2 separate regions of the Homo sapiens genome follow, and region 2 is linked to region 1. A link is an interaction called in ENCODE POLR2A ChIA-PET data of the cell type or tissue named here. Cell type or tissue: GM12878. All regions are shown on one strand. Each heading gives the region's core, and the rest is flanking DNA. Links, peaks and the distances in the headings are about the cores only.

Region 1 (5,332 bases), core at 1,009-3,508:
TCCCATGAATAAATGTCACAAGCCCCACAACAGCAGAGGAGGGAATCTGTGGCAAAGAGAAGACCCCACAACTACAAGTCCCTGGAGCTGGAAGCCCCGCACCAGCCTTCTCCATAACCGGAGCCCACCTGTGAATGCCCCCAGAGCAGCCCAGGCGCTGGCCATGGGGTGAGGGGCAGGGAGGAGTGGTAAGCAAGCCTAAGGAGGGCGGGGCTGGGCGGCACTCAGCGCTCGGCACTCAGCGCTCGGCACTCAGCACTCGGCACTCGGCTGGTTAAACCAACGGAGACTATGTGCAGTTAATGGCACTTTCTCATTAAGCAGTTATTAAAAATGGGGTAGTTCTTCCTTGCTAGGTGCTATGCCATCCGTTTCTATGCACTGAGATCTTCAGTGAAACCTGGTTGGCTTCAGCCTGGAAAAGCATGGGCCGTTGCTGCCGGGAGCACTCCCAGGGCAGGTGCGGGAGCCAGCTGTCCAGGTCTGCGCCTGGGATGCTGCTAGGGGAGGCAGAGGTGACAAGAAAGGTCCTCGTTTCCCAGCAGGTGCGGCACGGCGGCTTTCCTCCTTAGCAGGAGCACTCCAGGCGTCTCTGGTGTGCACACATGCTGGGGTGTGCTTGGGAAATCAATTCCTGAGCTGAAAGGCGGCCTCTCCAGCTGGTGCCGCCCCGGGAGGCGGCGCGCTGCTAATGGCTTGGTGTGACTTCCCGCAGAGGAAAGTAGGGAGGCCCCGGGGGGTGGGGGTGGGGGGAAAGAGGAGGCCTGTCCCCAGGGGGGCCCACAGGTAACATTCTTTTGGGAGACAGTGAAAATTTGCAAATGTTAGCTGAGCAAGCCTCTTTAACCAGGAGCCAGGCTCTGTGATGGGCCCTTGGGATTCAGATCTGGATGACCTGTTCCTGCCCTCTCCTTGTCCAGTGGGGGAGATAGACAGACACACAGCCACATTCAATCTGCAACAGAGGCAAGCGCCGGGCCTGAGGGGAGCAAAGAACCCAGACCGAGGGGCAGAAGCACATCCCCAGGGAAGGAGCAGCTCAGCTGTTTCTCAGAAGGACGCAGGTGGAAGGGGGGACACTGGCACTCACTCAGTGCCATGTGCCAAGCACTGTGCTGGGCACTTCCCCCTCCTCTTGTCTCATGACCTCCTCTATAGAAGGGGAACCAAGGTTCAGAGAGGGTACCTAGCTGGCCTGCCATGGGAGCCGCCCGAGCCTCCGCTGTGCCACTCTGCCCACCTTTTGCCAGGGCCGAAGGAAAGATGCTCTAGGCTGTGTGAACTATGTTTTCTAATCTCCGTATTGGATGCTTTGACATCTGGGGACTTGCTGACCTGGAAGGGACTGCTCCTACCAGGGTTAGCTGATTCCTAGAGAAAGCAAATGATGCGGCCAGGAGCTAGTGTGAGCTTTCCCATTCCAGGGCCTTAGTCCCCTGCCCTGATCACCCCAGAGCCAGGCACCGAGCAGCTGGGGACAGCGCCTGTGCCCTAGAGCTCACTGCAATCACTCAAGCCAGCCAATCCTGAGCCTGCTCACTCCCCCTCACCCATTCCTTCCCATGGAAACCACAGGAAAGGCTCTTGGCCCACGTATTCCCTGCTGCCTCTGCCACCAGGCAACCCCGGTGCTTCCTGTGTGGCGTGGCGTGCCCAATCTCCACCCCGCCGGGATCTGTCACAGCTATCTTTTCAGTAGCAGTTGTCTCCTGATCTATTGGCTTCACCATACCTGAAAAATAATATGACCTATATTTTAAAACACAAGCAGAGGGAGTTGCTGGTGTGGCTCCAACAGGAGCGAGTCGTGTACATCCTGTGAGCTGTTTGTGAGGTGGGGACCTGGGAGGGTGGGCAGAGGCCAGTGGGGTCCCTGGATCAGCCTTGCATCCTGAAGGTGCTTAGGGGGCTCCTGAGGATGTGAAGCAGGTTTGTGTTATAGAGCAATCCACCAGGAACAACACACACAGATGAGAGAGAGAGAGAGAGAGAGAGAGAGAGAGAGAGAGAGAGAGAGATTGACAGAGACAGAGAGACAAAGAGAGACAGGGCCCCTTTATCGTAATCTCAGTGGGACAAGAAGAGATGGAACTGAGGCACGATTGGTGGGAATGGGGCAGAGGAGACAGGTCTGCCTTGAGGAGACACGATGGTGCAGGTGAGGTGCTGGTTTAATGAGGAGGTGGGGTGATGGGGAGGAGGCGGAGTTTGGTGAGCCAGTGCATTGGTGGTGGCGGCTCACTGAGATGGGACCAGCTGGGCTGACTGCCTTGGAACACCCCATTCTCATGATGGGAGCCACAAGACTTTCAGATCTTTGAATCCAGGGCTCAGAAAAGCAGATTACAGTAGAGGATTCCAGTTCTGTGTGAGACTTGTCCTTTTATATAACAGTGCTAACCTCATTTATCTTTTGTAATTGGTTATTGTTAAACAACCCTCAAAAATTTAACCAAAGGCCTAACTGCAAACAACCACGTGATAAAGAACAAGCACCTTTTATATGTCAAGATCTCCCCTTAGGGAATTCAAAGATGCTGTTTTTCGGTGTCCCTTAAGAAAAGTTACCACCTCCCATGTCAAAGGACCTGGGAAAGCTTGGGTTTAGAAGTGGAATAACTGTGATGAAGCATTTAAAAATGGGTTTTGATTTGAAATCTGAGATTGATCGGGCAGGCATCCAATATTCTGGAATCACAAACATTCAAAGTTCAGACAGGCCAAAAATGACAGATGAACAGAAGAAAGCATCTTGTGCTGGTTGAGGACCAGGGAACAGAAGTGGGCCCGAAAGGCGGGGTTTATGTTCTGAGCCAGTTCTGAAAGGGCCGTGGGAATTGTCTGGCCCTGAAAGGGGGTTAGGTGTAGGGGAGAGCCCTTGGATCCCACATCCAGGTCCTGACAACTGAAAGATTAAAGAACATGCATGCATATGTGTGTGTGTGTGTGCGTGTGTGTGTGCGTGTGTGTGCCTGTGTGTGTTTGCGTGTGCGTGTGTGTGTGCATGTGTTGCAGGGGAGGTGATCATGAGATTTTACTGCAGTAGCGAAAGGGCTGCTGCAGGAGAGCCTCATAGATGTTAGGTGGTTGAGAAATCCCAAGGGAGAAGATGTGATCCTTATTCCCAAGAGCTTCCAGACTGTGGAGGTGACCAGGCATATGCGAAGGTCCTTCAGATACTTCGGAGGCAGAATAAACACTGTATGAAGGATTCAAGCCATAGCCATAAAAGTCAAAGCTATGTGAAGTGAGGGCAGATCCCCTTGGGTGGTGCGGAGAAGGCAACTGGGAAGGGCTGAGCCCCAGAGCAGAGTACTCCGCCTTCTGATGAGCTCTTGTCCTTCTCAACACCACGTTCCTCCCCCTGAGTAGCGTCTCAAGAGCTGAGGTTGAGTCTCCTGCCCCAGATGGGCTCAAGCCATTAAGACCTTGGAGAATAGTAACGGATCCTGTAGAGTCGTGCGCTAGTATGGGATGGTACCGTATAGCGCAGCACAGGTGCCCATCCTGTCCTGAGGTGGATTTTTCTCAGGGTTTTCTGAGAGGAGGAGGAGCGGACGAGCTTTTTTTCATCTTCTAAGGAATCACTGAGTCCATTCAACACCTTAAAAGCAGAAAAGGCAAAAACCAGAAAAGCAGAAAAGGCATAAAGAAAATGAAAAAGCAAAAAATGAAACAATACTTGCCACACGATGACAGATGAAGAGTTAGTATCCTTACTCTATAAAGCTCATGTGAACAGGTAAGAAAAATACTGAGGCTACAGCAGGACCTGTGCACAGGATGTATGGGAACGCCTCTTCCAGGCTGGGAGAGGCTGCTCCCAAAATAGAGGCTGCTCCCAAAATAGAGGCAGAGAAATGCCAGGAAGTCATGGAGCTTCCCTTGCAGCTATGATATGGACATGCATCCCTGGGCACATGTCCCCGGACACAACTAACTTGAGGAGGATTCTGAGGCTTTGGGAAAGACACAGGAGACAGCAGCTGCCCACATTTGTTGGCTTGTGGCCCCTTCCTCTCATCACTCCCAACCCTGCTTCCATCACGTCTCTTTTCTCTATTTCTGAGTTTCCTGCCTCCTCATATAAGGACTCTGTGATTACATTGGGCTCACCTGGATAATGCCCCATGTCAAGGACCTAAACTCAATCACATCTGCAGAATCCCCTTTGCCATGTAAGGTGACATATTCACAGGTTCCGGAGAGTAGGAGGGGGACATCTTTGGGGGCCGTTATTCCAACTACCGCACAGGTATTTCAAACTTAACTTGTCAAAAACTTAAATCCCTTATTCCTGTCCTCTCCAAACACTATTTGTCCCCATTTTTCCATGGAATTTCTGTGGCCTCATCATCCACACAGTTGTCTAGCCCAGCAACTTGAGTGTCATCTTCAGCACCTCGTCTCTCACCTCCCACACCCTGTAGCCATCTGTGAATGTTTGCTGAGTGTCTACTGTGTGCCAGGCACTCATCTAGGCTCAGAAGACAAAGAGATGAACAGACATATGGGGTCTCTGCTTGGAGGGCAAATAAGATAATATCACTTAGTATACAGTGCTCTTAAAAAACCAGGCAGTGTGATGTATAGACTTGCTGGAGGTTACTTTAAATTTTGTGGTCAGGGGAGGTCTCTTTGAGGATGTAACATTTAATCTGGGATTTGATAAGAAGGAATCAGTCATGCAAAAGTTTCCAGGCAGTGCAGCCAAGGTTGGGGAAACAGCTTGGGCAAAAGCTCTAAAATAGGAATAAGCCTGTGTGTTTCAAATAACAGGAGAGGGTGAATGTGGCTGGAGCTCACAGGGAAGAGTGAGATGAGGCCAGAGGAGGTAGGAGAGGAGTCTCCTAGGGCCTGGGAGACCCGAGCAAGGACTTTGAATGTTACTTTCAGGATGTAAGCTTTAATCTCTCAACTCCATCTCCCTTCTGCCCTTTCAGCCTGACCAACCACCATCTCTCACTTGGACTATTGCAGCTGTCTTCTACCCAGACTCCCTCCTCCACCTTTGCTTCCTCTGACACAGTTTCCATAGAAAAACCAAAGTGATCTTTTGAAGAGGATGCAGTACTTTGGTGTATTCAACATCTTTTCCAACCTCCTCCCAGTGTGCCTTTCTCTCCTGCAGAAGCTGGAAAGGTGAGGACTGTATTTCCTAGACTCCATGAAATGTAGATTCCAACTTAGGCTCTGCTTAAGTCAAATGTAGGTGACCTGAGCTAGTGCAGAGTGAGGCAGGGAGAGTGGTGGCAGGGGGCAGGTGTTCACTTCTGCAGCTGGGTCCAGCAGGTGTGGGTCTAGGGGTCGTGGCTCCAGCAGGTGTTGGTCT
Region 2 (5,332 bases), core at 1,874-4,373, 150 kb before region 1:
ATGGAATAATAATTTCCCCATTAGATCAGATGAGATGACACATGTGAACGTCCTTTGTACTATAAATACATATCAACATCACCCTTACATGGTCATTGTTGGTAAGACTCCATGCCCTCTTAAGGAAAGGATGGAAAGCACATTAAGATACTGTGGACTGTAGGAGTTGTAACGGAGCTCACAAGTTACCTTTGACAAAGCGTAGTCATTTCAAAGTTTGAAAATGAGTATTTTAATGATCCATGAAGCAAAGTTTTAGATTACCCTTAAAATCTTTACTATGTTAAAAATGTACAGTTAATGAGTGGCTTTTTAATTTTTTTTTATTTTTTTTTATTTTTTGAGACAGAGCCTTGCTCTGTTGCCCAGGCTGGAGTGCAGTGGTGCAGTCTCGCCTCATTGAAACCTCTGCCCCCCGGGCTCAAGCTATCCTCCTGCCTGAGCCTCCCAAGTATCTGGGACTACAGGCACACACTACCATGCCCAGCTATTTTTTCTTTTTAATTAATTTTTTTTGTAGAGACAGGGTTTCACCATGTTGCCCAGGCTGGTCTCAAACTCAAGTGATGTAGCTGGCCTCCCAAAATGCTGCAATTACACGTGTGAACCACTGCACCTGGCCTGTAGTTAACTTCTGATGGCAGTAAACACTGCAATTCCCTATTAGTAACATTTTTTTTTAAAGGTATAAAATTATAGTGAGTAAATTGCCTTTATTTCTACAGTATTGGTCTACCTGGGTTTTTCAGGGATCCCTGAAAAGAGACTTTCAAAATTAGAGCCCATCTGGGCACAAGTAAAATAAGTCATAAAGTACTTAAGTTGTAGGGGTAAGGAGACAATAAAATACAAGGCTTTTGTTCTTTGGAATGGAAAATGCATTTATAATTTGAGATTCTGTAGATGAACATTTATTCTGCTTTGTATGTGATTATCTTAGTCCAAAAATCTAGCCGTTATAACTTTGAAGAAATTATTTCTGCTGTTTCTCTGGCATATTGTTTCACAATTTTTCTTTGCTGATGTTGCAAAGGTTCCCTGTTTGTTTAATTTGCTTAATGAAGAGACTCATATGCAGGATGGTTAAGGTGGTACCTTGGGGGTAGTAGCTGGGACTTTGAAGTTTGCGTTAGGAGGTATATCTTAATAGAGCAGGGGGATTCTCTTTTCCACAAAACGGGATATAATGTTTAGAAGGTTTCAGACTTAACGGCCTTGAAAGATGACGCTTTGTGGAGGGGAACGCTACACACTGGGGCCTGTGGGGAGGATGGCGGGAGGGAGAGCATCAGGAAGAAGAGCTGATGGATGCTGGGCTTAACCCGGGGAGATGGGTTGAGCTGTGCAGCAAACCACCATGATACGTTTACCTGTGTCACAAACCTGCACATCCTGCACATGTACCCTGTAACTTAAGGTTGAAGGGGGAAAAAAAAAAAAAAGAAACATGATGCTTTGGTTCTTTTAAGAACAGGTGAGGAATAGGAATCAAGTGGTTTCACTGTTTGTTGTTTGATGGACCTAGAGGTTTAAAGCTGATAATTTCTTCAGACTGATGTGCTCAGGGTTTTTATGTAAAGGTGGACAAAATTTGGAACAAATTTGAAACATCAAAGGCTCAAAAACTAGATACAACGGACCAAAAACAAAACCAAAAATATTGTGCTTTTGGTTCTGCTAGGCAAATTAGAATCTTTTCATTGTCTGGTGTTGCATTTTTTTTTTTTTAAAGACAGTTCACTTTTTTAAAGTTTACTGGTTAGTTTCATTTGTTTTTATTGCATTTTTTTTTTCAATTTGAGGAGGCTTATATCTCCTCCACGGGGGACCCTGCTGAACAAGGACCTGCCATTGTCATGTGACTGGTTAAAGCAGAGGCCTTCACTTAACTTGGCAAATGAAAAACTAAAAGGAAGCAACTTTTACTTCTGGTTGTTTTCTCACTATACACATCAAGCCTTAGCCAGATAAAAATGCTTGGATATTTGTATCATTGTCTTAGTTGGAGACATTATGTTGCCCTTTTTAACTAAAAAGATACAAGTGAAATCTGTCACCTTTTTTTGTTCTCTGTTTAGTTTCTTTCTTTATTGAGTTTTTCCAGCTTTACTGAGGTATAATTGACACATGGTATGTATTTAAGGTGGTATTTTCGTTCTTTAAAGACTGCACAGTTGCCTTTGCTCAGGTTACTCCTCCTGCCAAGTGTTCGCAATTCCGCTCTTTCAGGTTTTTACTTCCTTGTGTCCTTAAAGCTTCTCTTCTGTTACACATTTTCATCCCAGATGTTAGTTGCTTTAATAGTCTACTTTCTTTCCTTTTCATCTCTGAAACTGGGTTGTAGTTATTATACCATTTCAGTGCTAATAGCCTACCGTGATGTTCTTGCCATTTTATGTTAATGATGACTTAGGTCATCTTCCCTGACTTGTAAAGTTGAATGTGACATCTGTAATTTTAGCTTTCCCAAGGAACTTATATAGGAGTCTGACATTTATTGAGTGGCTACTTGGTGATGCTATTGCTAGGCATTTCACAGATTCAGATCTCACAATGATAAAAAATAAAGGTGTAGGAAAGTTTGAGTTTAGATAAATGTATAGATGATAAATCTAGAACAGACTGTTAAAGAGAGTTAGGATATTTGGGTACATTTTTGGTTGACATCCAAGTTAACAAGGCCCTCTGCAAATGTTACTGGATATTGATAGAGAAGGCTGGATTGAATAGGTGTGGCCTAGTTGAGAAATGAAATTTAATGATAGAACACTTGTAAAACACCAGAATTATATGCCTGATGCAAATGGAATGGTGTTTGAAAAATCTTATTTTCTTCCTGACATTTTTAGGAACAGCCTGTGTTTAATATGGACTTTGAAATATAATGTCATGGTAACTTTTAGAAATGGGGTGGTAGATACGCCCTTGTAATTTAGTAATTGATACATTGTTTTTTGAACTACCAGAGTGAGGATTTTAAAAGAATTAAATTATTCAGGTTTAACTGTATATACTCTTAAAGAAAAATGTGATATCTGATTACCTTAGAAATGGTAGTTTCTTTTAATTTTGCAATTTTAGAAGTTTAAGAAAAACCAAACCACTTACTATTTTTAAAACTGCAAAATTGTGTGAGTTTAAAAAATTCATTTCTTACAAGGAAGAGGGGCCGCCCTTTCCCAAGAAGTAATTGCTAGAAAGAGTTGGGATATGTGTGTGTTTATTGCCAGACATTACCTGTGCATATACAAACATGAGGTATTGTGTGTGTGTCACCCCCACTCCCCCCAAAATTTAAAACTGCAGGTTTATTTGCTTTTTCACCTAACAGTGTATATTTTTGGTTGTCATCATGTTTCATTCCATGTCAAAACTCTTGTGTGCATTTTAATTTCCCATGATCTTCAATGTCTATCATATTGAAAGGTTTGGTTATATAATACTGTTTGCACATTTTCATTTTATTAAACAATAATTTTATTAGTTTCCTAGGGCTGCCATAACAAAGTGCCAGAAACTGTGTGTGGATTATAATACTGTATTGTTACTGTACCTTTTCTACGTTTAGATGTGTTTAGAGACATGAATACTTACCATTGTGTTACAGTTACCTACAGGATCCAGTACAGTCATATGCTGTACAGGTTTGTGGCCTAGGAGCAAGAGGCTAGACCACATAGCCTAAGTGTGTAGTGGGCTGTACCATCTAGGTTTGCGTGAGTACACTCTATGACATACGCACCATGATGAAATTGCTTAACAGTCAATTTCTCAGAATGTATCCCTGTCATTAAGTGGTGCATGCCTGTAACAGAAATTTATCGTCCTAACAATTCTGTAGGCTAGAAGTCCAGAATCAGGATGTCGACAGGGTTGGTTCCCTCTGAGGGCTATGAGGAGACTCTCTTCCATTTTCTACCCTAGCTACTGGTGGTTTTCTGGCAGTGGATGCATCATTCCAATCTTTTCACATGGCATTCTCCCTGTGTCTCTGTCTCCATTTTGTCTTCCTTCTATGCCTGTGTCCGAATTTTCCCTTTCTACACAGACACCAGTCACACTGGATTAGGGTCCACCCTAATGACTTCATTGTAACTTGATTACTTCTGTAAAGACCCTATTTCAAAATAAGGTCATATTCTGAGATATTGGGGCTTAAGACTTAAACGTACCTTTATTAGGGAACACAGTTCACCCAGTAAAACTAATGGCGCAATCAGGTCCATTGCAATTAATGTCAAGGAATATTCATTAAGTTGGGTTATGTGCTAGACCCTAGAGATTCAAAGCTGTTTAAGTTCCAAAGGGCTTGCAGTCTAGTTGGGGAGACCAGCTTTGTGTATAATAATGTAAACTGATACAAACTTGATAAGCTGTATTTTGATGTGTACAGGGAAGACAGACTGGTATTTGGAGTGAGGCCTGCATCAGTTGGAGAAGGAAGGCTTTTGGGAGTGGTGGGGAGGGAAGCTTGGTGGAATTTGAAAGGTAACTTGGAGAAAAATGAAGAGGACAAAGGTCCTGGCGAGGAAGTGAGAAGTGAATTAAAATAACAAGAGAGAAATAAGGTTAAGTGATTAAAATTACTTACATGATTTAATGTTTCAGTAATTTTGTCCTCAAACTTGTTAAATTGATTGGGTTCATATTGGTTTAGGGAAAAATCTTCTATAAACTTATATTTTTTTTAAAAAAAGGCATGTATATGTTGTTAAAAATCACATTTGTAGCTTACAGAACTCATTTTTGCTAAAAATGAGCTAATGAAAAGTACTTCTGATACAGCGGGTAAAGGAAAGTGGGAGAGATCATACCTAGAACATCCACTTTTTCCCAAAGTAATGACGGGGAATTATGTACACCTCTATATAATGACGGGATTATATACACCTCTTTGTGATCTTAGGTCCATTTCAACTACAGCATTCTGTTTTTTAGCTTAATGTATGTAAAACTTATCAAGCAAAAAGGGATCAGAAGTGGTTTTCTAGAAAATTTATTGAAAATAAAAAACCAACAAAACATGATTACCACATTAGTGAAAATAACTATTACGCAGAATATATTTTTGTAACATACCTGCTGTGAAGAAACTTCACCAATGTCAGTATTTACATTTCAGATTACTTTGTTATTATTAGTTCATTTTTTCCAAACAAAAACTGTGAAATCTATGAGATGGACCCATAGAGAGGAGTAGTCTGTTTTACAGGTAAGGAAATTAACAAATAGATTATTTCAGACTCCAGTGATTTGATTTTAGGATTCTGCCTGAGACCTCTCCGTATTTAGTCTAGTGCTTTTGCCGCCGGATCATGCTGTTACTAATGTA

The links. ChIA-PET counts read pairs that join two places held together with the same protein. Peaks named below come from ENCODE experiments on the same cell type or tissue, not always from the same donor. Only the 100,000 strongest peaks of a DNase experiment are listed, where the experiment ranks them.
Region 2: POLR2A ChIA-PET joins it to region 1 with 6 read pairs; 4 of 35 experiments call an interaction of 5 or more read pairs at or near these places.

The regions. Positions count from the first base shown.
Region 1 is chr13:27,001,943-27,007,274 of GRCh38, reverse strand. No RefSeq gene overlaps it. Among named protein-coding and RNA genes, the nearest start is that of USP12-AS1, 120 kb to the left of the region's middle. In GM12878, for the core only: no CTCF peak of the experiment used is centred there; no DNase peak of the experiment used is centred there; H3K27me3 peaks cover 293 bases.
Region 2 is chr13:27,156,892-27,162,223 of GRCh38, reverse strand. All of the region lies in intron 1 of USP12 (ubiquitin specific peptidase 12), which reads left to right. The region is part of intron 1 of USP12-AS1 (USP12 antisense RNA 1); the gene reads right to left. Among named protein-coding and RNA genes, the nearest start is that of USP12, 12 kb to the left of the region's middle. In GM12878, for the core only: no CTCF peak of the experiment used is centred there; no DNase peak of the experiment used is centred there; H3K4me3 peaks cover 309 bases; H3K27ac peaks cover 390 bases.